Regions from separate parts of the Homo sapiens genome. Here region 2 is linked to region 1. A link is a contact called in ENCODE Hi-C data. All regions are on one chromosome and are shown on one strand. Each heading gives the region's core, a stretch centred on a gene start or an enhancer-like site at or near the end of the contact. The rest is flanking DNA. Distances are from core to core; before and after follow the strand shown. Region 1 has its middle 130 kb from the start of CHST15. Region 2 overlaps FAM53B (family with sequence similarity 53 member B).

Region 1 (3,646 bases), core at 775-3,274:
CGGTATTCCATACAGTATTCCACATGTTATTCCACACAGTATTCCACACGATATTTCACATGGTATTCCACACAGTATTCCACACGGTACTGCACATGGTATTCCATACGGTATTCCACATGGTATTCCACTCAGTATTCCACACGGTATTCCACACGATATTCTGCACAGTATTTCACACAATATTCCACTGGGTATTCCACATGGTATTCCAGACAGTGTTCCAAAGAATATTCCACATGGTATTTCACACAATATTCCACACGGTATTCCACAAAGTATTCCACACTGTATTCCACACAGTATTCCACACAATGTTCCACGTGGTATTCCACACTGTGTTCCACGCCATATTCTACACGTTATTCCACATGGTATCCCACACAATATTCCCCACGTTATTCCACACAGTGTTCCGCATGGTATTCCACACAATATTCCACATAGTATTCCACACTATATTCCTCACAGTATTCCACACAATGTTCCACACTGTATTCCACACGGTATTCCACGCAATATCCCACATGGTATTCCACACTGTGTTGCACACCGTATTCCACACGTTATTCCACATGGTATCCACACAGTATTCCACACATTATTCCACACATTATTCCACATGTTATTCCGTACAATATTCCACACGGTATCCCACAAAATATTCCACATGGTATTTCACACGGTATTCCACACAATATTCCACATGGCATTCCACACGGTATTGTACACAATATTCCACACGGTATTCCGAGGCAGAGCAAGGACTGCAAAGCAGTCCACCGCGTGCCCTGAGCTCTGTGTGCTCTGCCTTGCACCCATCTTGAAGGCCTGTGATCCTAGCTGCAGGAGACCCTTGGCCCCAGCTACCAACAGGCAGCAAAGAGACATTTGGGGTCAGACAGAGCTCCTTGTGTTCTTCCAAATATAAAATACAGTCCTGCACCTACTTGGCTGCCTTGAGGGACTGGCCAGCAGTGGCAATCACTGTTCACAAAACTGGATGAAAATCATGGTTAGTCTGCTAAAACGGCTGGCTCCGGGGTCACATGGGAATTTGGGGTTCTTCACAGTGAAATGTATCATTCTGAGGACATCACACTGGCCCACTGAGAGGCAGGAGGTGATGAAGCCATCACTGTTTGTCTGGGCTTCTTTCTGCCATGAACACAGCTCTGTTGCTGGCAGCCTTGGCCCTGGAAATATTCTTAATTCCACAGCTTACTACCATGAACACTGCCAGGATCCTGAAATAATATGGACCTCACCGCCACCTCTGCTGGGACCACTTGCCATTCGCAGCTGTTGATCTTGCTGGGATCGGTGGCCCCAGGCACAGTGCTTCTGCATGCACGTCCCATAGACTCCCAAATCTGAGCTTTGGGTGGTCTACCATGCCAGCCATCCCTTGAAATGACCTTGGAGAATGCTGTCTCAGGGCCTCTGAGCAGGACATTTGTATGCCTGAGGAAACTGATGATCTCATTCCTTTGGGGCTATAAAAAGGCCTTCGTGCAAGGCCAGTAAAACTCAGGAATCAATATTCTATGAGGGCCTGAGTGTTAGAAAGTGAGGCGCTGTTTGTTTCAGGTTTGCCTCCAAAATTAGATAAATTAACGTAATGAATTCTCTCAACTCATTTACATACACTGCTGATTTGATTTTAGGGAGAAACGCTGGAAAAGGCAGCCCTGTGAATGTACAAAACAGGATTTGACCTATTTTTCAAGTTGTTTGTGTCTGCAAAGTTTGCGATCTCTTTAACTGAAGCTGCTGGTGCCACGCTTTTTAGAACAAACCAAATAGCTTCAGCCTGCACATAAATGAGCCGGTGCCCTGAGAAAGGATATGGGTGTCTTGTGAATTTTGGGGACATTCTGTGGTTCTGGCAGCATCTGACTCAGCAAGTGATCCCAGGAAGGTGGCTCAACCCTTAGAAATTCTATCCTGGTTCACTTCCAAATAGGCATCGTACGTGGGAGGCTGGAGCCCAGGGGCTGGCCCGTAGCCCGCAGGGCGCAGAGGAGGCTGGTGCCCAGACTGGGAATGGCACTGGAGATATGCTTCCCGGGCCTCCCAGCTCACTCACTCAGCTTCTGCCTTCTGTGGAGCAGACTCCAGGGTCTGGGGGATGCAGGCAGAGAGAGGTGATCCCATTCCCCACCCATCTTCATGCTGCGTTAAACCCATAGCCTGATCACGGCCACCTGATGCTGGTGCATGAAGCACTTCGCTACTTCGACAGCATCCCAGACACAGGCTGGGGCTGAGGTGGCCACCGCAGCGTGGAAAGAGCCAGGGCTGTGGCGTGGGCCCTGGACCCACTCCACCCCAGCCCTGTTGGTATTCAGCTCCACTCACTTTCACTGACCAGCCCTGGGGGTCCCGGCTCCATGCTGAACTCGAAGCCAAATCTCAGTCTTGGAGGAGCTGGTTAAGTTCCCCTCACATTGACCAAGGGCCAGGCTGCATCCTTGGGAAACAAGGTTTACCCATGAAAATCACTCTTTTCACTTGATATATGGAGATGGGGCTCTAGAAGCTGTGTGTTTGTGTGTGCATGTGTATGTTGGTGGGGAATTTAAAGTAAGGGTTGGAAAACAGCAGCAAATGAGGAGGTGGAAGAGATGGGAAACACTCAGAATTCCTCTACTGCCAGAAAGGAGGGGGTGAGACTGAAAACCTCCAGCGTCAGGGCCTTTGACCGCAGCCCCTTCCATCTCCTGGTGGGTCCTTGAGCATCCCTGCCCACTTTAGTTAAACAGACTTCTCAGTGCTTCATGGCCTGGCTTACATGTTCCCATCTCCAGGCCCTGGCTCTCGGAAGTGCACAGGAAGGCCTGGGCATGCCCTTGTCATCACCAGTGTTTGGGTTCCTCCCGCTGACCCAGGAGCCTACCTCTGCACAACCTGCTGGGAATGCGTATGACCCTGCCTGCCGATGCTTCTGTGTACAGGGGGGCTGCCTCTTACCTGCTCTTGTCCCATTCCAGGCAGGAGATTTAGCCAAACCCCTTGTACTTCTCAAGAGTGTTCTCGGCTGGCATTGAACAGTGGGAATGTGCAGAAATGTGTCATCAGTTTTCCTCACTTCAAAACCTCCCAGGTCAGGTGTCAAATGTCACTGATGCAGGAAAGTCAGCCAGGCAGTTCTGCCCCAAATCTGGGCATCTATAAAGAGGCCTGGGTAAGGGGGTGCAGGGTTATGCTGTGCCCTGTCATCACTGCCCTTGCGTGGTACCTCCCCTTACTGTCCAGGCTCTTCAGCTGTGCAAGGATGCCCAAGTGGCCGGGAGAGTGTCCGGACTGCCTGTCACACCACCTGGGTTGGACTCCTGGCCCAGCCTTGACTGCTTTGTGACTCCAGGCAGGAAACCTAATTGCTTTTGGCTTCCGTTCCCTCCACTGTAAAATGGGGATAAAGTGGTTCTCACCTCATAGGATTGAGGGATAAATGTGCTAATGCAGTTACAAGGTTTCGCACGAAACCTGGCACATAATGAGCTTTAATGCATGTTAGGTGCCAGGGATGTTGCTGGCAGCCAGCTGCATCGTCGTCAATCTCCCCCAATCCTCTCTTGCCTCAGGGTTTGCTCTTCATCCGAGGCTGGGATGGGATGGACTAGCTCTGGCCAGGACAGCGAGC
Region 2 (3,711 bases), core at 1,104-3,603, 490 kb before region 1:
TGTTCCCCCTTGTGAAAGGCAAGTGACTTTAAGTTGGATTCTGCTGAGTCTTGAGGAAGCTGTCTTACTCCTTTACTGTCTCCCATAAGTAAGCTCTGCAAAAGGAGACCTGGCCCAGTGTGGTCTCTGGAAGCAAGGTTCGCCCAGGGGTGTGGTTGGCGTCGCTTGGGGAGACTCCCTTACAGACTGTGACCTTCAGGCCATACCCTGCAGGACAAGGTCAGCTAGAACTGAAGCCTGCAGTGCGGCTCTGCCAGCCTTGTTTGCTGGGGCCTTGTGGATGTGGATGCCACCTCCGGCACTTGCTAGACTTGGGCCTCGTGAACATCACAGTTCTAGTCAGTAGTTTGTTGATTTATTAATAATTGAAGCGAGTAAGAGTCTGTCCAGGCAGGGGACCTGCCAGGATGTGGGAGGGAGAGACTGCAGGGTGACTTTGCACCCATCCCATGAAGGTTGTGATGCAGATTTCTGAACTTTATTTTTTGAGATGGATTCTTACTCTGTCCCCCAGGCTGGACTGCAGCGGCATGATCCAGACTCACTGCAACCTCCGCTTCTCGGACTCAAGCGATCTTCCCACCCCAACCTCCCGAGTAGCTGGGTCCACAGGCATGCACCACCATGCCCAGCTAATTTTTTTGTATTTTTGGTAGAGATGGGATTTTGCCATGTTTCCCAGGCTGGTTTTGAACTCCTGAGCTCAAGCCATCCGCCCGTCTTGGCCTCCCAAAGTGCTGGGATGACAGGTGTGAGCCACCGCACCCGGCCCAGATTTCTGAACTTTAGCGGTCCCAGTTATTTTATCATGCTATTTTTATCAAGATATTTTAATAATACCCTCTGCCTTTTAGTGCATTTTAATTTAGTTTTTATTTCACTCATCCATCAGTTGTTAATAGTTTTCACTTCCATGGGAGGGGACTGTGGCTTATGTATGTTCATGTCTTCAGCCCCTACCATCATCCCAGCAGTCACAAAGTAGTCACTCAGTAAGGGTTTGTTGAATGAATGAGTACAGTTGCCTGCCACGCAGGCTTTTGTCAGGACTGGTGGCATGCTGTTAACTGTTCATCCAGCACACTGGAAACTGGGTTTTGGTGCTTCAATGTCAACCTCTGACCAGTACTTGTTAAATTTCATCAATTCTGATCCCATCCAGTTATTCAGTCGGATAGGGTTTCTTTTTTTGTTTTTACATTTTATGACTTAAAAAAAAATTATTTTCGAAGCTAGGACCTCACTTTATTGCCCAGGCTGGAGGCAGTGGTGTGATCATGGCTGACTGCAGCCTTGGCTTGCCTAAGTGATTCTCTTGCTTCCGCCTCCTGAGTATCTGGGGCTGCAGGCACATGCCACCATGCCTGGCTAATTTATTTTTTGTCAAGACGAGGTCTCACTATATTGCCTAGGCTGGTATTATTATTATTTTTAAGTCTGAGAACATATCTATGCCACCTCCCTTGGGTCTGCTCCTGATCGAGGTGGCCAGTGTTGGTGGTTTGTTTGTTTTTTTTTTTTTTTTTAGATGAAGTCTCTCTTTTGTCACCCAGGCTGGAGTGCAATGGCGCGATCTCGGCTCACTGCAACCTCCACCTCCCAGGTTCAAGCAATTCTCCTGCCTCAGCCTCCCAAGTAGCTGGGATTACAGGCGCCCGCCACCACACCCTGCTAATTTTTGTATTTTTAGTAGAGACAGGGTTTCACCATATTGGCCAGGCTGGTCTCGAACTCCTTACCTCAGGTGATCTGCCTGCCTTGGCCTCCCAAAGTGCTGGGATTACAGGCGTGAGCCACTGTGCCCGGCCGTGTTGGTTTTTTGATGTGTAACTTTTCCTTCTCCTGCACATTTTTGAACTCCATCCAGATGACACTGGGGAAGAACCCCTTTCCACAGCGAGGTGAAGGCCAGTCCACATTTGGTTTGGGAGGTGCATGGAGGAGTGCTCAGAGGCCTGGCTTTAGAGTTTTGCTGCTGACTTAGTGAATGAGCTTCCTGAGAGCAAGGGAAGTACAACCAAGCCTGGTTCAGATGGCTCCACTAGGGGGACAGTGACAGCTATAGCCGCAGCTGGTGTACTTGGCAGTCTTTCAAGCATTTTGGGGTGTGCTGCGGACAAACAATAGAATGAATCTTTGTTTCTGGAGCCTGGGCCATTTCTAACGAGGAAGATGATTACTCATTTTTGGAAGTTGGGTTAACTCTTCCAGAGTCTTTTGACTCTCGCTTAGATCTGTAACGAAAAGCCGAGAAGAGTTCACCTTGGCATCCCAAGGTGTTTGCTTTAAAGCCGGGTGACTCTGGTTGGCTGTGTCATTTCCTCTTTAACACCCCTCCACCCAGGTCTTTGCCCTAAGTCAGGAGGCCTGATTGTCATATCCAGAGTGCTTAGAAGGAAGTGGGGCAAGTGTTTGCAAATGAGGTGCCCCTTTCTTCTCCTGTTCCCCCACCCCCATGGCATGCCAAAAAATAAAGAAGGAGCTCAAGACCCGTTGAGCAGCTGTTCCTCCAAACTTCTTAGATTAATTCCGTGGCCAGTTCTAAGTAATTTAAAGCCAAATGCCTGGACTTAGCTTTGAATTAGGACTTCATGAAGCCTTTCTTCGTCTTCTTCCTTCTTTCTTCTTCTTCTTTTTTTTTATTTTTTTTGTGAGACAGGATCTTTCTCTGTCACTTAAGCTGTAGTGAAGTGTTGCTATCATAGCTCACTGCAGCCTTGACCTTCCTGGCTCCCTACTCAGCCTCCTGTGTAGCTGGGACCACAGGTGTATGCCACCATACCTGGCTATTTTTTAAATTTTTTATAGAGATGGGGATTTCTCCATGTTGCCCAGCTGGTCTTGAACTCTTGGGCTCAAGCATTTCACCTGCGTCAGCCTGCCCAAGTGCAGGGATTATAGGCGTGAGCCACTGCGCCTGGCGGTGAAGCCCTTCTTTGCAGAAATCTCTTTCTCTGCCTTAAGAGGCAAGAATCTGGTGCTATTTTGATCTGTGAATAGACAGATGGCTGTTGTTACACATGCAGCGGCTCCCCCGCCATTGTGCTGTGGCTGGTGGTGGGAGTAGTCTTACTAGAATTTATCCTGCCCTCCAGAACCCTCCCCTGCAGTAGGAGTCAGGTAGATAGCTTTGGCTGTTTGACCTGAGAGGTGCCACAGAGCTCGGGTATACTTGTCATGTGACAGACCCGCCTGGCAGCTTAGAGTCCCTCCAGTTTTGTTTTGGCAGATGATGGCATTCTCGAATGTGTGGTGGAGCTTGCAGCGCGATGTGGGGGTAGAAGGGAGAAGGCGGAAGGCTTACCATGTGATTGATGAGCCTGTCTGATTAATTTCTACAACAGACCCTGTAGGTTGGTAGATATGACTCAGTCAGATCAGGAAGGGGGAAGTCCTGAAGTGTGAGCTGAGGTTAGGATGTGACCTCTGATGAGTGGGTGGCACATGGGCAACCTGGTGCCTCTCGTGCCTATAGCAGTTCTTACAGAGCTTGTTGGGACCTTCTTGCATCACCTGTCATGTCCCAGTGTGATATAGTCTTAGACCGGTGTGTTGGGGCTACCAGCCTGCAGGCCTCCTAGATAAAGAGATCACTGCCCTCGCAGCTGTGTTCCAAGGCCCAGCTGCTGAGAGATTACCTTCCCTCTGTGCAGTGTCTTTGGGGGTTCTGTGAGAGCTGTAGACACCAACAGGAATGCTTCTCCCTGCCTG

What was found. Hi-C counts contacts between places; a loop is a spot of excess contacts on that map. Pooled maps may share reads with other maps.
Region 2: a map of natural killer cell shows a loop between it and region 1 (13-fold over the local background). The contact joins two enhancer-like sites. A Hi-C loop is called at or near these places in 1 of 168 maps with a recorded cell type or tissue (natural killer cell), 4 of 37 single-sample maps with no recorded cell type and 11 of 50 pooled maps.

What each region holds. Positions count from the first base shown.
Region 1 is chr10:124,223,134-124,226,779 of GRCh38, reverse strand. No RefSeq gene overlaps it. Among named protein-coding and RNA genes, the nearest start is that of CHST15, 130 kb to the right of the region's middle. Within about 2 kb of position 2,024, at least 3 of the 41 ENCODE cell types and tissues checked have a DNase peak (open chromatin) inside an H3K27ac peak, as active enhancers do.
Region 2 is chr10:124,717,978-124,721,688 of GRCh38, reverse strand. All of the region lies in intron 1 of FAM53B (family with sequence similarity 53 member B), which reads left to right. Among named protein-coding and RNA genes, the nearest start is that of FAM53B-AS1, 16 kb to the right of the region's middle. Within about 2 kb of position 2,353, at least 33 of the 41 ENCODE cell types and tissues checked have a DNase peak (open chromatin) inside an H3K27ac peak, as active enhancers do.